Linked DNA regions of Homo sapiens: region 1 is linked to region 2. A link is a loop called in an ENCODE intact Hi-C map of the cell type or tissue named here. Cell type or tissue: psoas muscle. All regions are shown on one strand. Each heading gives the region's core, and the rest is flanking DNA. Links, peaks and the distances in the headings are about the cores only.

What was found. A loop is a pair of places that touch in the nucleus more often than their neighbours do. Peaks named below come from ENCODE experiments on the same cell type or tissue, not always from the same donor. Only the 100,000 strongest peaks of a DNase experiment are listed, where the experiment ranks them.
Region 1: it touches region 2 in a loop (4-fold over the local background); 31 of 110 quality-filtered maps call a loop at or near these places.

The regions. Positions count from the first base shown.
Region 1 is chr12:56,024,959-56,034,658 of GRCh38, forward strand. It overlaps IKZF4 (IKAROS family zinc finger 4), which reads left to right. Exons shown (of 8, transcript NM_022465.4): 3 at 96-200; 4 at 1,823-2,083; 5 at 2,822-2,989; 6 at 7,603-7,752; 7 at 8,232-8,363; 8 at 9,613-9,700. LOC105369781 (a long non-coding RNA gene) reads right to left here and starts at 133. Exons shown (of 3, transcript NR_135023.1): 1 at 71-133. In psoas muscle, for the core only: a CTCF peak has its summit at 4,930 (motif pointing left); no DNase peak of the experiment used is centred there.
Region 2 is chr12:55,734,009-55,744,129 of GRCh38, forward strand. It overlaps GDF11 (growth differentiation factor 11), which reads left to right and starts at 9,114. Exons shown (of 3, transcript NM_005811.5): 1 at 9,114-9,753. The coding sequence starts at 9,309. RefSeq lists an enhancer at 4,178-4,497 and a silencer at 10,090-10,121. In psoas muscle, for the core only: CTCF peaks have their summits at 3,371 (motif pointing left) and 4,950 (motif pointing right); DNase peaks (open chromatin) are centred at 3,373, 4,533, 9,033 and 9,325; H3K4me3 peaks cover 1,849 bases.

The DNA.
Region 1 (9,700 bases), core at 1,701-9,700, 290 kb after region 2:
TGTGAAATTTAACTGAATTTTTTTAAAAGATTAGGCAATGGACAGTAGATATCTCCAGCTCCAGCTTTACCTGCCCTCTTGTTCTCTCCTCCAAGGTAGCGGGGACTCATCTCTGGAGAAGGAGTTCCTCGGGGCCCCAGTGGGGCCCTCGGTGAGCACCCCCAACAGCCAGCACTCTTCTCCTAGCCGCTCACTCAGTGGTAAGTGTAACCTCCTACCACCTCCTGGCAGTAGGCACCCCCTGTTGCATTTGGCCTTCAATTCACCTTCCACTGGCAACCATTTCCCCATCGTCACCTCCTGCTGGTCTCCTGCTTAGTCTCTAAGAGCAATGAGGAGCCCAGTGTCTAGGGTTTTTCTGGCTTCTGAAAGGAGAGTGAATAGTCAGTCACTGGCAGACTAGGGTGGAATTAAAAGAGGTATGGGTGGGATTAAGGTAAAAGTTTCAAAGAGAAATTATGGAATTAGAGAAGCAGGTAGATAGAAATGGTCATCAGATGGAGTTAGATAGGAAATAGAGAGTAGAAGGACCTCCCCATCTCCCCACAGCTCATTCTCCTACCCAGACAGGGTCCCCATGACTGCCTCTCCCCAGCTGGCCCTAGATCTGTGACATTCTCTAAATGGTTGGAGTAGCCAGGAATGTAGGTCGGAGCTAGAGCCAAAGCCTTCTCCTCAATGGTTCCTCCTTCCTTTACCCCTCCTGCCCTGCCTCAGAGTTTTATGGAGGTGGAGGGGGTAGAGGGATTCAATCTAATGAGGTGGGAGGGAACTGTAAGCATGTCTGTCTTCCAGGTTTGCTCTCTTTGGCCTGTTGTCCCCCTTCAGTCTTCCTAGATCTGTTTTCCCGCCACTGTTAACTTGCTGGCTTCCTGCCCAGGGCCAAGCCAGACATCTTTCTTCATGACAAGAGAGTAGAGAAAAAAGCTCCCCTTAGTCGCCTCCTCTCCTCAGCGACAGAAGACATCCTATGTACCCCCAACTTTTTTCTTTTTGAGATGGAGTCTTGCTCTGTCGCCCAGGCTGGACTGCAGTGGCGTGATCTCAGCTCACTGCAACCTCCGCCTCCCAAGTTCAAGCGATTCTCCTGCCTCAGCCTCCGAAGTAGCTGGGATTACAGGCGTACACCACCATGCCCAGCTAATTTTTGTATTTTTAGTAAAGACAGGGTTTCACCATGTTGGCCAGGCTGGTCTCAAACTCCTGACCTCAAAAGAATCCACCCGCCTTGGCCTCCCAAATTGCTGGGATTACAGGCGTGAGCCACCACACCCGGCCCAACTTTTTTCTCTTGAAGCCTATTTGCCTGGTGGGTGGGAGAAAAGGTTGTCTCAGGTTCCAGTAGGATTCTGATATCAGCAGCAGGGATACTAGGGTGTTAGTTCCATTTAAGGCTTGAATGTCTCAGGGCCTAAAGACACCCTCTTAAACTTTAAGAGTGCCATTCTGGGCCAGGCGCAGTGGCTCACACCTGTAATCCCAGCACTTTGGGAGGCCAAGGCAGGCAGATCACCTGAGGTTGGAAGTTCGAGACCATCCTGACCAACATGGAGAAACCCTGTCTGTTCTAAAAATACCAAATTAGCTGGGTGTGATGGTACATGCCTGTAATCCCAGCTACTCAGGAGGCTGAGGCAGGAGAATCACTTGAATCTGGGAGGTGGAGGTTGCGTCGAGCCAAATTCGTGCCACTGCACTCCAGCCTGGGCAACAAGAGCGAAATTCCATCTCAAAAAAAAAAAAAAAAAAAGAGTGCCATTCTGGCCTGGGAGCAGCTTCCCCCTTTGCCTCTCTCTATTCTAAACACCATCCCACCCCTCAGCCAACTCCATCAAGGTGGAGATGTACAGCGATGAGGAGTCAAGCAGACTGCTGGGGCCAGATGAGCGGCTCCTGGAAAAGGACGACAGCGTGATTGTGGAAGATTCATTGTCTGAGCCCCTGGGCTACTGTGATGGGAGTGGGCCAGAGCCTCACTCCCCTGGGGGCATCCGGCTGCCCAATGGCAAGCTCAAGTGTGACGTCTGCGGCATGGTCTGTATTGGACCCAACGTGCTCATGGTGCACAAGCGCAGTCACACTGGTAAGTAAGCCAGAGGGGCTCTGGGAGGAGCTCCCAGGGTGGGGTTGAGAGGCAGGGGCAGTGCTGGGACAACAGCAGGTATGGGGCTGGAGGAGGTCATGCAGGGAGTGGGTAGCCTCAGAAAGGGAAGGGTCTCACCCAGCACATTTTCCAGCTGACAAAACGAGGCAGGGTGGGGGTGGGTACAGAATTTGAATTCCCCTCAATACCTTTAGTTTCCTGGCACTCTCCTCAACCGCTGTTATAAAGAAAAGGTGATATTTTTCTCAGTATATGAGGGAGGGGAAAGTGTAGACTCAAGAATGAGCCAATGGTCCAATAGGGGTAAGACTCCTGGGTATTCTTTGGGCCCTCCCATCTAATAATTAAAAAACAACAACAACAACAACAACAACAAAACAGAAAACAAAAGCCTTCTCTTCTCAGCTTCCTTGGGCCTTGGGCTCCTAGGGCAGAGTGGGCCCTGTGGGGCTCAGTTTTTGGTAACAGTCTTTTGGCCTCGTGTTCCAGGCCCCTCTCCCTGCCACACACCTCTAATCCACACCTTCCCCAGGGTAAGACCCCAGGGATCCCCAAGGGATCTTCATAAATCAGGGTTTGTGTGCATTGCACTTCTGCCCGTCAGCAATGTGTTCAGAGCACCTTCCCTTGGGCAAGGTAGGGCAGAGGGTGGGTGATAGGTTCAACCTTCAAAGTTCCTCACATGCAGTCCTCTGGGATTTGTTCTTTCACTTGCAGGTGAAAGGCCCTTCCATTGCAACCAGTGTGGTGCCTCCTTCACCCAGAAGGGGAACCTGCTGCGCCACATCAAGCTGCACTCTGGGGAGAAGCCCTTTAAATGTCCCTTCTGCAACTATGCCTGCCGCCGGCGTGATGCACTCACTGGTCACCTCCGCACACACTCAGGTCAGTGTCTGTCCAGTGGGAGGAGGGAATGAGGCTCCAACACACCCAGTATGTAGAGCTCAGTGACTTCTCTTGTATTTGGGGAGTTCCAGTGTCTGTCATTGAGGAGGGGGGAGCATTTACAGAGCAGATAGGGCCCCCTGCCTCTCTCACCCATCCTCTGGGCAGCAAGGCTTCATGGGAAATTTGGGAGACACCTTGATGGGGTATTTTACATCCACCATATGGATGTAAAATCCATCTACTTGGAGCAAAAGGAATAGGAGCAATGTTCTTGGCTGTTAACGGTCACCCTTGGCCTGGCGCGGTGGCTCACGCCTGTAATCCCAGCACTTTGGGAGGCCAAGATGGGCGGATCACGAGGTCAGGAGATCGAGACCATCCTGGCCAAAATGGTGAAACCCTGTCTCTACTAAAAATACAAAAAAAAAAAAAATTAGCCGGGCATGGTGGCAGGCACCTGTAGTCCCAGCTACTTGGGAGGCTGAGGCTGGAGAATGGCGTGAACCCGGGAGGCGGAGCTTGCAGTGAGCTGAGATCGCGCCATTGCACTCTAGCCTGGGCGACTGAGCGACACTCAGTCTCAAAAAAAAAAAAAAAAAAAAAAAAAAAAAGTCACCCTTCCCTGACTTTTGTTTGTTTTTTGTTTTTTCAAGACGGTGTCTCACACTGTTGCCCAGGCTGGAGTGTAGTGGTGCAATTTTGGCTCCCTGCAGTCTTGATCTCCTGAGCTCAAGCCATCCTCCCACCTCAGCTTCCTGAGTAGCTGGAAGGATACTGCCACACCCAGCTAATTTTTCTATTTTTTTGTAGAGACAGGATCTCCCTATGCTGCCCAGGCTTGTCTTGAACTCTTGATCTCAAGCAATCGGCCCACCTCAGCCTCCTGAAGTACTGGGATTACAGGCGTGGTGTCAGCCACTGTGCCTGGGCTTTCCTGACTTTTATATTTTAGATTGTTGATGCCACAATCCATGCCCTATTACCCCCAACATCTAAGCCCCTGGGAAATCCCTCCTCTCACTCCCATCTGCCTCAGGCCCCACACCTGTCATCATCTTCACCCTCCTTCCTCCCACACCACCAGAGGTCTTGAGCAACCAGTCTGTCCTCTCCTTTACTTCCTTCTGGCTCCTGGAAATATCCATAGCCCTCTCAAATTGCAAAAAAGGGAGCCTAGGACTTCCAAATAGGAAAAGAGTATCCTATTTCTGTTCCCTATCCCAAGAGGTTGTCACCTTCCCAGAGGCAAGAGAAAGTCCAGAGGGTACCTAGAGATCAATGTTTGGAACAGTGCTGGGAAACTGGATTAACAAGGTTTTCTAGCCCAGTCAAGACTGTTTGAATCAGTATCTGTCTGAATCAGCTGGACAGATAGCACTTTTTAGGCATTTTACTAAGCTTTAGGCTTTTGGCTTGGACTTGGGAAGAGGCCAGGAGCTGAGCTGGCAGGAAGGAGGGAGCTCAAGATTGGGAAAAGGCAGGAAGAAAGGAAGGGGGAAAGAATTAGTAGGGTCTGTCCTTGGAAACTTTCCTGGCTATTTTTCTCTTCTTAAACTCTCCTGAGCCAGGATTTAAAGGGACAGAGCAATCATTTCATCACCCTCTACTTTCTCCATCCACTTACCTTGTTCCAGGTTCTCCCACCTTGTAATTGGGACCTCTTTATCTCTATGTATGTGGAGAAACAGGGAGAAAGATCATCGTTGATACATGCTTTATATCTACAGAGCATTTCACTTGTGTTTCTCCATGTGATCCTCATAACAATTCCAAGGTAGATGTGATTATCCCCATTTTGTTGACAAGGAAAATGAAGCTGTTGGGGGGAAAAATGAGTTGCGGGTCACATAGCTATTCTTCAGCCTAGCTGGAACCCCATCAAGGTCCAGTGCCAGAAATACATACTCCTTTTCCTCAGAAAAGGGGCTGCTCCCCCTGCTGGTTTGGAACAAGGATGGCTTGGCCCCTAGAATTCTTACCAACTACACAGTGAGGTGAACTGGGTAGATTTTGGATGTTGATCTGTAGATTATTAACAACAGAAGCAGACACAGATATACTGTCAGGTCCCATCTCTGTGAAGTGCTTTCTGTTGCAACCCCTATTATAAGAAAAAAGAGACTGGATGCATGTTCTCACTCATGTGGGAGCTAAAAAAGTTGATCTCATAGAAGCACGGAGTAGGTTGGGTGCAGTGGCTCACGTCTATCATCCCAGCAGTTTGGGAAGCCAAGGCGGGTGGATCGCTTGAGCCCAGGAGTTTGAGACCAGCCAGAGCAACATAGTGAGACTTCGTCTCTACTACAAAAACAAAAACAAAAACAAAAACAAAAACTAGGTGTGGTGGCACACACCTGTAGTCCCAGCTACTCAGGAGGCTGAGACAGGGAGGATCACTTGAACCTGGGAGGTCAAGACTTCAGTGTCCTGTGATCATGTCATTGCACTCCAGTCTGGGTGACAGAGTGAGACCCCATCTTGGGGAAAAAAAAAAAAAAGCCAGGCACGGTGGCTCACGCCTGTAATCCCAGCACTTTGGGAGGCCAAGGCGGGCAGATCACCTGAGGTCAGGAGTTCAAGACCAGCCTGACCAACATGGAGAAACCCTGTTTCTACTAAAAATACAAAATTAGCCAGGCGTGGTGGCGCATGCCTGTAATCCCTGCTACTCGGGAGGCTGAGACAGGAGAATTCCTTGAGCCCAGGAGGCAGAGGTTGCAGTAAGCCAAGATCGCGCCATTGCACTCCAGCCTGGGCAACAAGGGTGAAACTCCGTCTCAAAAAAAAAAAAAAAGTAGAGAGTAGAACAGTGGTTACCAGAGGCTGACTGAGAAGGGTTGGGAGTAGGTGGATAGCGAGAGGCTGGTTAATGGGTACAAGATTACAGTTAGATGGGAGGCATAAGTTGTAGTGTTCCACAGCATAGTAGAATGACTGTAGTTAACAATAATTTATTGTATATTTCAAAATCGCTAGAAGAGATTATTTTGAATGTTCCCAATACAAAGAAATGATAAATGTTTGCTGGGCATGGTGGCTCACGCCTGTCATCCTAGCCTTTGGGAGGCTGAGGCAGACAGATCATGAGGTCAGGAGATTGAGACCATCCTGGCTAACATGGTGAAACCCGTCTCTACTAAAAATACAAAAAATTAGCTGGGCATGGTGGTGGGCGCCTGTAGTCCCAGCTACTGGGAGGCTGAGGCAGGAGAATCGCTTGAACCCAGGAGGTAGAGGTTGCAGTGAGCCGAGATCGTGCCACTGCACTCCAGCCTAGGCAACAGAGTAAGACTCTGTCTCCAAAAAAAAGAAGAAAAAAAGATAAATGTTTGAGGTGACAGATATGCCAGTTACCCCAACTTGATCATTACATGTCGTATACATGTATGAAAATATCATATGTATCTCATAAACATGTATAATTATTATGTATCAATTATCAATTAAAATTTGAAAAAAAAGAAAGCGGTTGGAGGATCATTCCTCTCCCAGATGTTAAACTGTTTCCCCAAGGGTCTTTGGGTGGATAGGGACCATGGTGTTCATTTCATCCCTAAAATACAAGAGTTTACAGAGCCTGAGTAAAATCCAGTAGATTGATTTAGTCAAGGCCCAGCTTTGGCATGGCAAGGTTAGGGGTGAATAGTAATTACCAGCTTCCTAGAGATACCTTCTCCTGTCTCCCTGCTCAATAGCAGCAAGATACATCAAATATACAATACGTTGTTTCTCTCCACTTTTTTCTCTCCTCTCACAAATATCTCTTAAGAGTTATCTTTAAATGAAGTACCACTCTGTTTTCCAATTTTCTTTCTTCGGTAGAAACAAGACCTTTATAACCTGTTCCTTATTACAAGCACATAAACAAACAAACCCAAATTTGGTGTTCTCTTTTTTTTACTCTTCTTTATTTTCTTCTCTGTTCTTTTATTCTTTTTCTCTTTTCAGAATTACTCTATCAGTGATGGGCTTTCTAGACCTCTCTTGGTATCTCAGCGTAGAGAGACAGAGAGACAAAATAATCAGTAAACCAGGCTAGGGCTGGAGGTCAAAATACAAGTAAAGGTCAATGAAAACTGCCCCCTCCCCACATTGGCAGATCTAAGGGCTCTCATTTCTGTCATGCCAGCCCACCAGTTTCCCCCAAACCAAAGCAGATAGTTCATAAAAAGCAAAAAATCCCCTTGTCTGATAAACAGCACTTACATCCGCCTGCCAAATGGAAAGGTTAAACCACAGTCTGGGCCCCAGACTCTGAGATCCTGCAGTGGGGCCTGCCTGTCTGCTAGGGATGATCCTCTACAAAGTCCCTGGGTCCTCACTTCCTTTAAGCAACAATTTGGCCATCTTGAACAAACCCACCACCAGTCTGAAGCCACATGCCCTAGGATTCCCTTGCCCCCATAACTGCACATTATCCTTCATCATCAAATATTGTTCATCTGTCCGCGGTTGCAGTTGAAGTTGGGAAATGAAAGACAAGTAGAAGAACTCAATTTAGCAACATCCTTTCCTTCCCATGCCAGTGTATACTTGCTCTTGGCTGAATCTGCAGAGCCAGGGCACAGCGAGAAATAGCTCTGATGCCATCTTTCCACTCTCCTCCACAGTCTCCTCTCCCACAGTGGGCAAGCCCTACAAGTGTAACTACTGTGGCCGGAGCTACAAACAGCAGAGTACCCTGGAGGAGCACAAGGAGCGGTGCCATAACTACCTACAGAGTCTCAGCACTGAAGCCCAAGCTTTGGCTGGCCAACCAGGTAGGGCTATTGATGTACTACTGGGGAGTTAAAAGGGGATGGTGAGAGGGAGTGCTAGACAAGGGTGACTCCAGTATCTCCCACACTGAGGGATGAAGTCTGTGGAACAGGGGATGATTACCCCAGTAAATCTGCCAAACACCCCATTCTAGGTAACCCAGTTGGTGGAGAGCCTTGTCTGTGGTGGGTGCTTTAGGGAGATCGACAGGTAGGGGAAGTTTGGGTCTATATCCTTGGCCTAATGGGAGAGAGAGAACACAAGAAGTATAAAACCAAGGGCCAGATGTGTATGATTGTCCCCAAATGATCTGAAATTTTATTGGAGTGAGCTTTAGGTAGGGTAAACAGAGCCCAGTTTCCCAGGCAACTGGTATGTCCTTCCTTGGCTACTGACCTGCTGGTTTTCTCCAGGCAAAGGCTGTGGGGCCAATGCTACCCCTACTCAACTGCTACTACTGTCTCCACCTTCTTCCCACTAGGTGACGAAATACGTGACCTGGAGATGGTGCCAGACTCCATGCTGCACTCATCCTCTGAGCGGCCAACTTTCATCGATCGTCTGGCCAATAGCCTCACCAAACGCAAGCGTTCCACACCCCAGAAGTTTGTAGGTAAGAATCCAGTTGGAAAGACGTATCAGCTTTAAGCCACAGCTCAAATAAATCTGAGCTGTGTGGTCTGGAGATTCGGTTTGGGGAAAGAAAGCAGTCTGGTGGGCTGGGTGCAGTGGCTCACGTCTGTAATCCCAGCACTTTGGGAGGCCAAGGTGGGCAGATCAAGAGGTCAGAAGATCAAGACCATCCCGGTTAACACAGTGAAACCCCCTCTCTACTAAAAATACAAAAAATTAGCCGGGCGTGGTGGCGGGCACCTGTAGTCCCAGCTACTCGGGAGGCTGAAGCAGGAGAATGGTGTGAACCTGGGAGGCGGAGCTTGCAGTGAGCGGAGATCGCGCCACTGCACTCCATCCATCCTGGGCAACAGAGCAAGACTCCGTCTCAAAAGAAAAAAGAAAAAAGGAAAGAAAGAAAGCAGGCTGGTGGCCTCTGATACTGAAAATCTATCCTCAGGACAGGAGGAAAGTAAAGAGGGAGGATGTACTCAAAGAGAGTGGAGAAGGGTTGGCACTGAAGACTCTCGTGGTGGTTGTAAGGGACAGGGTCGAGGCATCGGGCTGTCTCAGTTTTTTGTTTGTTTGTTTGTTTTTGAGACGGAGTCTTGCTCTGTCGCCCAGGCTAGAATGCAGTGGCACGATCTCGGCTCACTGCAACCTCTGTCTCCCAGGTTCACGCCATTCTCCTGCCTCAGCCTCCCGAGTAGCTGGGACTACAGACGCCTGCCACCATGCCCGGCTAATTTTTTTTGTATTTTTAGTAGAGACGGGGTTTCACCGTGTTAGCCAGGATGGTCTTAATCTCCTGACCTCATGATCTGCCCGCCTCAGCCTCCCAAAGTGCTGGGATTACAGGCGTGAGCCACCGCGCCCGGCCCGGGCTATCTCAGTTTTTAAGAATAACAAGAACTTCAGTCTGTGTGGGCCCTTAGAGAGTCAGAGAGAGGAAATAAGTATGTGGTTCCCCCTATCCCCAGCACTAGTCATGAGCTCTCTAAGGACCTGGAGCTTTATGGAGAGTAATAAAATGAAGTATTAAAAATCAATGGGCTGGGATTGAGTCCTTCTCTAAGATTATAGCCTAGAGTCAGGGAGCAGTCCCACAAAGGACCTGACCCTGCGAAAGTAAATGCCACGTAGTAAATAATGTTACACCCAGCCCCACAGGTAAAAAAACAAAGAAGTAATCCTGAGGAGAGTGTAGGAATTCTCCAAACCCAGCCCTGCTGAGTTCCTGTTCTCCACAGGCGAAAAGCAGATGCGCTTCAGCCTCTCAGACCTCCCCTATGATGTGAACTCGGGTGGCTATGAAAAGGATGTGGAGTTGGTGGCACA
Region 2 (10,121 bases), core at 1,392-9,391:
AGGCCACACCCTTCATAATTGGCAAGACTACATTACCATGGTATCCAGAAGAACATATTGCCAAAGTCCCTTTTTTATCTCACTTCCAGGAAAGTGGGGCTCAGAGAGGTAAAGCCACTCACTCAGGGTCAACAGATCAACCTGCACGTAAGAATCTGGGTCTTTTTTTTTTTTTTTTTGAGATGAAGTCTCACTCTGTCACCCAGGCTGAAGTGTAGTGGCACTCAGCTCCCCAAAACCTCCGCCTACCAGTTTCAAGTGATTCTCCTGCCTCAGCCTCCCGAGTAGCCGGGATTACAGGCTGTAGCCCGCCACCACACCTAGCTAATTTTTTTAATTCTTTTTTATTTTTTTCCGACAGAGTTTCGCTCTTGTTGCCCAGGTTGGAGTGCAATGGCGCGATCTCAGCTCACTGCAACCTTTGCCTCCCAGGTTCAAGCGATTCTCCTGCCTCAGCCTCCTGAATAGCTGGGATTATAGGTGCCCACCACCACGCTGGCTAACTTTTTGTATTTTTAGTAGAGACGGGGTTTCACCATGTTGGTCAGGCTGGTCTTGAACTCCTGACCTCAAGTGATCCACCTGCCTTGGCCTCCCAAAGTGCTGGGATTACAGGCGTGAACCACCACACCCTGCCAGGGTCTTGATGTACCACTCCAGTGCTGTCACACCTGCCGCCAGCAAGAAGCTCTCTGAGGCCAGAAGCCCTGGTGTGAGACCTGGTTCTGCTGCTCATGAATGGGGTGACCTCTCTCCCTGAGCCTCAGCTTTCTCCCAGTTGAGTAGGAGGGAAACAACTCCCTTCCCCACCTCACAGGGCAGTTGTGAGGATCACAGAATAAACTAAGGGAATTGGTTTTATTACTTTAAGAATGGTGGCCAGGCCGAGTGCAGTGGCTCATGCCTGTGACCTAGCACTTTGGGAGGCTGAGGTGGATGGATAGCCTGAGCTCAGGAGTTTGAGACCAGCCTGGACAACACAGTGAAATTCCATCTCTACTAAAATACAAAAAATTAGCCGGGCGTGGTGGCATGCACCTGTAGTCCCAGCTACTCGGGAGGCTGAGGCAGGAGAATTGCTTGAACCTGGGAGGCAGAGGTTGCAGTGAGATCACAGCACTGCACTCCAGCCTGGGTGACAGAGCAAGACTCCATCTCAAAAAAATAAAAAAATAACAGAAAAATGGTGGCTGGGCACAGTGGCTCACACCTGTAATACCAGCACTTTGGGAGGCTGAGGCGGGCGGATCACCTGAGGTCAGGAGTTCAAGACCAGCCTGACCAACATGGACAGGCCCCCGTCTCTACTAAAAATACAAATTAGCTGGGTGTGGTGGCACATGCCTGTAATCCCAGCTACTGGGGAGGCTGAAGCAGGAGAATCACTGGAACCCGGGAGACGGAGGTTGCCGTGAGCCAAGATGGTGCCATTGCACTCCAGCCTGAGCAACAAGAGGGAAACTCCGTCCCAAAAAAACAAAACAAAACAAAACAAAAAAAAGGAACGGTAAGGCTTGGCTGGATGTGGTGGCTCACACCTGTAATCCCAACACTTTGAGAGGCTGAGGTAGGAGCCCAGGAGTTCGAGATCAGCCTGGGCAAGACGGTAAAACCCCATCTCTATAAAAACAAAAACGGTCGGACGCAGTGGCTCACACCTGTAATCCCAACACTTTGGGAGGCCGAGGCGGGTGGATCACCTGACGTCAGGAGTTCAAGACCAGCCTGGCCAACATGGCGAAACCCTGTCTCTACTAAAAATACAAAAAAATTAGCTGGGCATGGTGGCATGTGCCTGCAGTCCTAGCTACTCGGGAGGCTGAGGCAGGAACATTGCTTGAAACCGGGAGACGGAGCCTGCAGTGAGCCGAGATCATGCCACTGCACTCCAGCCTGGGCAACAGAGCAACACTCCTGGATCAGCCCATCTGCCAGCGTTTTGAGGTCCTTCTCCAAAGACCTCAAAAAACAAACAAAAAAGAATGATGAGGCTTTATCATACCCTGTTTTCAGACTCATGGGAATTAAAATGATTTTGCTTTGAGAAATATCTGGATACCCCACCCCAACTGACATAGCCAAGGTAGGGGTGGGAGGGACAATCCAGCCTCCTTCTGCCCCTCACACTCACCTTGGCCTTGGCCTTGGCCTAGACCCCCCAATTCAAGCCCCAAGGTCTAGCTCCTCTGGCAACCCCACACTCCAGCCCCACCCCCACCAGGATCTGTCCTCAGGGCCCGCCTCAATTCCTTTCCCCATTTCTTGGGCCCCTAGTTCCTGACCTCTGGCCCCTCATTGTCACTCCTGTCCCAGTCTCTTCCCAGCCAGTGCCATCATTAACAACGAGGTCCATCCAAATGCCCAGCTGGTGAGTGGGCAGGATGAACAGCTCCAGCCCATCCTGCTTGAGAGCCTCGTCCAGGTTCATGTCTTGTTTATGCACTCCCTTGGCCAGGATCTTAGCTGCTGTGTGGTTCTGGCCCAGAACCAGGCACAGGAGCACAGAGGTATCTACCTGAGAGTCACAGAGCCTCACAACTAAAGTTTTTCCTAGGATGGAACAGAGATAAACATAGGAGAAATGACAAAGAGGTGATGCTGGGACTGGGTGGTTATCTCAGGTTTCTGTTCCTTGGGACTAAAAGGCCAAGAGGCCTAGGCAGGGGCTCAGGAAAAATTCATTCATGTATTAATCCATGTATGGGGAGCCTAAACATGGAGATAAGTAAGACATGTCCCTGCCTTCAGGGTGCTTACAACCTTATAGGCACAGACAAAAAATACAGTGTGGTGAGAGGGCTATGACAAAGAGAACCCCTGGGTTCTGGAAGCTGCCTAGCACAGGCTGGGGGATGCAGTGGGGCAGCAGAGGACCTGAGATACCTGCCAAAGAAGAAGGGCCTGTGGCAGACTCACCCAGGCTGTTCTCAAATTTGTTGGGTTGTTCCCCATGGATGTGGTCTTGCAGCCCAGGGAACTAGGGGTGAGGAGTGCTGGCACCCCTCGGTAGAGCCCAGACCAGTTTCTCCTGCCCTCACCAATTTCAGGCTCCCATTCCCAGATCCCAGCCAGACCCGCTGGTCGTCCTGACACCCTCACCGTTCACACACACACACATGCCCCTCATCTGACAACTTTGACCTTCACTACCCTCTGCTTTCTCCTTCATTCCCTCTGGAGAGAGAATTCCCTCTGAACACTCCTGCAGTTCCCCCCTGCTTCCCAACAGCTCCCTCACCTGGCAGCCCAGGTACTGCTTTGTCGCCTCCTGGATCAGCCCATCTGCCAGCATTTTAAGGTCCTTGGAGAAGCTGACATTGCACTTAGACCCGTTCTTTTCCTGGAGCAGCAGCTGGAATAGTGGTGCCTCCTGCTGGCAGCATTGGCCACTGCCAGAAACAGGGCCTGTAATGAGGACCCACCATGGGCCCAGAGAGGGAGCAGTAGGTGAGAACTCAGGGAAGAGGTGGGGACCCCAGGGAGGCCAAGAATGAAGATAAGCAGCAGCTTGCACCCAGTGGAGTTGTAGAGCTGGCCTGCCATGAGGAGAGAGGGGACAGATTGGGGATAAGCAGGAGGGAGGCCAGAGGCAAAGGAAGACATAACCCCAAATGATTCTTAGAGTCCCCCAGTTGTATCCTGCCACACTGCCCCCCACCCCAAACGCAAACTCTTTGGCCCCCTTCTCCCAACTCCCAACTTCTCTTAGAGGGCCTTGGGGCTAAAGAGGTTAACAAGACTGCCAAGTGATCCCGGCAAGATAATTATAGGATTTAGAAGGTGGTGTGGGAGAGGACAGTAATTACAGTGACATCCTCTCTGGAGCTGCAGGATTTGTGGGCAGAGGACTGGAAGGGGTCCACTCTACTAACACACCACCCCCTAGCCCAGAATAGCCTCCCCACTCCCCCAGAGGCACATGCAGGGAGAGCAGGAGAGCCGGGGAGTAAGCCTCTCCCCTCTGCTACATCTCAACGAGATGTAGCCCCTCCCCTCCTTAGAAAGCCCTGCAGTGCCAAAGAATGAGTCCACTGACCCTCAAAATAGAAACTTTAGGAGAAAAAAGGAAGAAGAGATAGGATTAGGGATCCTCCCTAGGGAGGGGAGAAAAATAGCTACTCCCCACTGAGCCTAGCTCTGATAGACAAGGCAGTTTGGGTGTGGAGGTGGCCATTGTGGTGAAGGTGCAGGGTGGCGGGAGTCCCCCCTTACAGGGTTCCCTTACAATGGTTCCCCTGTTCTGGCAGCAGCACTTCTGATCATGGTCCAGGCAACTCTGGCCTCAGACCCCGGTGACAGGCTCCAGGGAGCTGCAGCTCTTCCTGAGGATATAGCAGACCATCTACCCAAGCACCTCTCTCTCTAGCAGGTCTTGAAACCTCATACCCTCCCCCGGAACACAGCCTCCTTCTCTCCCGGCAGCTCATACATTTTAAGCCTAAATGCCTCCCTTAGGCTGCGACCCACATTTGCTATGAACCAGTCAGGACCTTGAAGAAGGCGGGCCTGAAGGTTGCCTGGGTAACTCTGGGAGAGGGGCACCCTTGGCAGGAAGACAGTTGCCAGGGAGACTAGGACAGTGGGCGGGGCCCCAAACCTAAGCATGTACTAGGATAAGGAAAGATCTAATGTCCAGATCCCCCCGAACTTATTTTCCGTAAAGCCACCAGTGCCCCATTTTTAGGGAGTCTGGGGCAGCTGGAGTTCTGAAGCTCCTAAAAGAAACCTCCCAGGGGTTAATTCCTGAAACTCAGGGGATCCCAACAGGACCAAACCTGAGGGAACTCAAGGAAATAGGCAAGATCTGGGAGGCGCTGGGGAAAGGACAAGGCTTAATGCATTATGATATGGAACTTTTCGAACTAAAATTCTAAAATGAAAATGTACAACGTATGCAAAAATAAAACCCTTAAGCCGTGCTTTCAGTTCCACCTCCGAGGAGCTGATATTCCAGATTCTACCATCAGATGGCAGTCTTGTCCACTTATTGGATTAAGTTTAGTCTTGGAAACTGAGGAGGCTATCAGGAGATAGAAAACCTTTCTGTCTCAAATGTTCCTGACTCCAATTCCCTGTATTTGGCAGATACCAATAACCCCTCATATATACAAATACACTGTCTTCTTTCCCCCACCCAACTCTTATCAAGTTCACTTAGCAGGCCTCATTCATTCTTTATTCAAAGCTGTTAAGGAATACTTTGGTGAAAAAGTTCCTGCTCTCTCTGGTCTCCCAAGGTGAGCGTTGTAAGTTGGGGTAACAGTAATAACTAATGCATTTAGAACAGTTTTTCAGACATTTAATCTTCATAACCTTATGAAATAGGTACAATATTGTTATCCTTGGCCAGGTACAGTGGCTCACGCCTGTAATCCCAGCAATTCGGGAGGCAAGGCGGGTGGATCACTTGAGGTCAGGAGTTCAAGACCAGCCTGGCCAACATGGTGAAACCCTGTCTCTACTAAAAATACAAAAATTAGCCAGGCTTGGTGGCGCGTGCCTGTAATCCCAGCTATTCGGGCGGCTGAGGATAGGAGAATCGCTTGAACCTGGGAAGTGGAGGTTGCAGTGAGCCGAGATCTCGCCACTGTACTTCAACCTGGGCGACAAAGCAAGACTCCGTCTCTCTCTCTCTCTATATATATATATAATTATTCCCATCTTACAGGTGAGGAATCTGAGGTATAAAGAGGTTTAATAACTTGTCCAAGTTTACACAACCAGAAAAGGGAGAGAGCTGGGACTTGAACCCAGCCAGCCTACTTCTAGTCTAGAAGCTAGGCGATTATCTCCATACCTCACAGAATGGTGCAGATATATCTGGGAGAAGCAACTACTCTAGACCCGAAGTCAGGAAGGGATTCTTGGATGGGATCTATGCTGAGACCTGAAGAAAGAGTAAACTTGGCCAAGAGATTGGTGGGTGGAAGAGAGTGGAAGTAGTAGGGGGAATTGTTCTAGGAAGAAGAAACAACCTGTGCAAAGATTCAGAAATGGTCAAGAGGACAAGGGTGAAACAAGACATTCAGATTTCTAGCCTGGATGATTGTCATTCACTAAAATGAAAAGCTGCAGGATGGGACACATTTTAGGGAGAAAGAAGGGGTTCTCTAACCTGTGATATTTGAAGTGCCATGAAACATCCAGATTGAGATATGCAGGAGGCATCTGGCCTAGAGTTCTGGCTGGTCCTGTTTACTTAATGTCTTCTTTTCTTTTCTTTTCTTTTCTTTTCTTTTCTTTTTCTTTTCTTCTTTTCTTTTCTTTCTTCCTTCCTTCTTTTTTTTTTTTTTTTTTTTTTGTTTGACAGAGTCTTGCTCTGTCGCCCAGGCTGGAGTGCAGTGGCATGATCTTGGCTCACTGCAACCTCCGCCTTCCAGGTTCAAGTGATTCTCCCATCTCAACCTCCTGAGTAGATGGGACTACAGGCGCATATCACCATGCCCAGCTAATTTTTGTATTTTCAGTAGAGACGGGGTTTCACCATGTTGGCCAGGCTGGTCTCGAACTCCTGACCTCAGGTGATCCACCCACCGTGGCCTCCCGAAGTATTGGGATTACAGGCGTGAGCCACCGCGCCCGGCCTACCTAGTGTCTTTTCTAGTTTATATGTTCTCTGAGGAAAGGAGCTGAGTCTTACTTACTTTTGCATCTCATTTATCTTTGTACCTGCCACTAGATACATGTTTGGTGAGGAAGTGAAGCCTGTACTACCTTCTCTAAGGGAGAAGAAGGAGGTGACACCAACTTTGCTCTCACAGCCTTTCCAATTTTGCTGAAGAAATGACAGAGAAACATTTTAGAAAATAGGATATGCCAGAATATGTGCTAAAGGCAATCGCTGCTCTGGAAAATCAGAAAGGAAAGGAAGAATCATGAAGGAGAAGAAGCCCATGAAGGCCACTATTGATTGCTTATATGTAATCCCCACAACCAGTTAAGGGTAGGAATTGTGGCCCCATATTATAGATTAAGAAACTTGATGAAATGCTGAAATGCCCATGTCTTGGTTGAAAGCAAGGGAGGGAACAAGCTAAGTTTTTGTTCCAGTCTGTTTTGTTTTCAGTTTCTGTTACCCATGGAAATGGATTGTCTCTTCAAAGCTCCCCAGCTTGGTCCTCCTAACCCCTACCCAACCTCCTCCCCTCATACCTGGATCCCCAGTTTCTTCCCTTATTTTACTCCAGTTCCTCAACCCAACTCTATCCTTATGTCTGGTGCTCCTGATGCCTATGCCAAGCCAACTTTAAGATATGTTATTGGGCTTTAATTCCAGAGAGGAAACCAATGCCCCTCTATTCTGAGAAGCCCAATAATAAAGTTCATCCATTTATTAAATAAACATTGTGAATGCCAGGAAATTAGCAAGACCTGATTCCTTCAAACATTTTCTTTTCTTTTCTTTTTTTTTTTTTTTTGAGACGGAGTCTCACTCTGTCGCCCAGGCTGGGGTGCAATGGCGCGATCTCGGCTCACTGCAAGCTCCGCCTCCCAGGTTCACGCCATTCTCCTGCCTCAGCCTCCCCAGCAGCTAGGACTACAGGCACCCGCCACCACGCCCGGCTAATTTTTTGTATTTTTAGTAGAGACAGGGTTTCACCGTGTTAGCCAGGATGGTCTCGATCTCCTGACCTCGTGATCCGCCCACCTCGGCCTCCCAAAGTGCTGGGATTACAGGCGTGAGCCACCGCGCCTGGCCTGGCACAAACATTTTCCATTTGACTATTGCTCCAGGGCTTTCAGATCCAGAAATAAGCCTGGAAAACCTGAAGTCAGAAGTTAAGCACATTCAAAACATTTTTTCACCTTAGTACTGTTTTACTCTGCTCTCTGACTGCCCAGGATCACACCTGAAGACTAGGGCTGGTCCCACATCTGTATTTCATCTCGTGCATCTGAGCGCAGACTTCTTTCCCATGCTCACCCTTGCAACCTCCAGCCCCTTCTCAGACTTCTAAGACCCTGCAGATCCAAAGATATAGCTAGAAATCCAGAGATCTAGATTTCTCCCCAAGTATAACAGCCTCCAGCCATCTCCTCTCACCCTTCCCCCAGTGGCCTCTAGCTCCTGCCTTTTCCAGCCGGCTGACTACATTAGCCCTGTTAAGCCCCAGTTTCAAGCTCACAGTCTTCCCAGCTCTATGTCTTCCCTCTGTTTCAGTTCTTCCCATCACCTCTCCACCTTCTTAGGTTGTCCCTGACCTCTTCCTCTCCTAGTCCCCTTAATCCCTCTGATGAGCCTAGCCTGGTGCTTCCTTCCATGGCTTCCTTGAGCATCTTCTTTGGGCTACCTCTGGTGGCTAGAGCTCCTCTGGTCTCAAGTTCTCCACCTCTGTCCCCTGGGCTCTCTGTGCTCCCACCAAGGCTGACTCTTGTGGCTCCTTCTCTCAGGAGTTTCTGCCTTTCCTCTCCCCCACCCCCAATCCCCTGCACCTGCCTCCTCAGGGGCTCCCTTGTTGTCTCCCTGTCTGTGCCCCTCTCTCTCCTCCCCCATCCTGATTTCTCTCCCCCCCACCCCCCCCCCCACCCCTTTCCCAGGGCACTCTTCTGTCCTCTGTTCCTCTGCCGCTGTTCCCATCTCCATGACCCCCGATCTCTTCTGGTCTGGCTCTGTAGACCTCTGTCTCCCCCTATCTAGTGGTACCCCTCTTCTCCCCATTTTTGTCTCCACTCTAACTCTCCCACTAGTTGTCCCAGTCTTCCTCCTTCTTGGTTCTGTGTCTCCCACAGACACACAATTTCCCTCTCTAGCTAAGTCTCTCACCTCTGCGTCTTCCCCCTGACTCTTCTTTTCCTCCTTTGTCTCTCCCTCTCTCCTCCTCCTTTTCCTATCTCTGTCTCTTCCCCCTTATCTCTCTGATTCTCCTTGGTCTCTCTGGCTCTGACTTTCCCTCTATATCCGCCCCCCCGCCCCCTCATATCTCTGTCTCTTCATCTCTCTCTGGCCCTTGCTCCCTCATTCCCTCCCTCTCTCTATTCCTCGGCTCTCTCCGGCTCCCTCTCTCGCCTCGGATGACAGCGCTGCCTCTTTTGTTGGCTCCGCAGCCAATCGCGGCCGCTGACGACACGGGGGCCGGGGCTATAAAGGGCCTGGCCCGGGCTCGGGCCCCCCCAGCCGCCCGCCCCGGCCGCCCGCCCGCCCCGCCCGCGCGCCCGCCGCCCCCGGCCCCCCGGGTCCCCCCTCGGCCGGGCAGCCCCCAATCCCGCGCCGCCCGGACCCCCTCCTCCTCCCTCCCTCCTCCCTCCGCCCCCTCCCCGCGGGACTCCGGCGTCCCCGCCCCCCAGTCCTCCCTCCCCTCCCCTCCAGCATGGTGCTCGCGGCCCCGCTGCTGCTGGGCTTCCTGCTCCTCGCCCTGGAGCTGCGGCCCCGGGGGGAGGCGGCCGAGGGCCCCGCGGCGGCGGCGGCGGCGGCGGCGGCGGCGGCAGCGGCGGGGGTCGGGGGGGAGCGCTCCAGCCGGCCAGCCCCGTCCGTGGCGCCCGAGCCGGACGGCTGCCCCGTGTGCGTTTGGCGGCAGCACAGCCGCGAGCTGCGCCTAGAGAGCATCAAGTCGCAGATCTTGAGCAAACTGCGGCTCAAGGAGGCGCCCAACATCAGCCGCGAGGTGGTGAAGCAGCTGCTGCCCAAGGCGCCGCCGCTGCAGCAGATCCTGGACCTACACGACTTCCAGGGCGACGCGCTGCAGCCCGAGGACTTCCTGGAGGAGGACGAGTACCACGCCACCACCGAGACCGTCATTAGCATGGCCCAGGAGAGTAAGTGGGCTGCGGGGCGCGAGCAGTGGGGTGCTGGCTCTGGCCCCGCGAAGGGCGCCTTCTGCTCCAAGCGGGGCGCTCCCTGCTGCCCCGGCCCGGAAGCTTTTTCTGCGAAAACTTGACGAATTAGGGAGCGGGGGCTACTTCATAGAAGTTTTCCGAGCGGTGGAGATGGGCTGCAAAGTTGTATGCACGCCTAGTTCCCGGAGGTTGGGGCGGGGGAAATGGGGCGGGTTTCGAGATAGTGCCTTCCACCCCCAGTATGCTAAAAAGATCCTTGTTGGAGTCCGGGGAAGCTGGGGCTGGGCAGTGACTCTGTCCTGAAAAGCCGTGGTGGGGAGGCTGGAGAACAGAATCGGGAGGCTGCA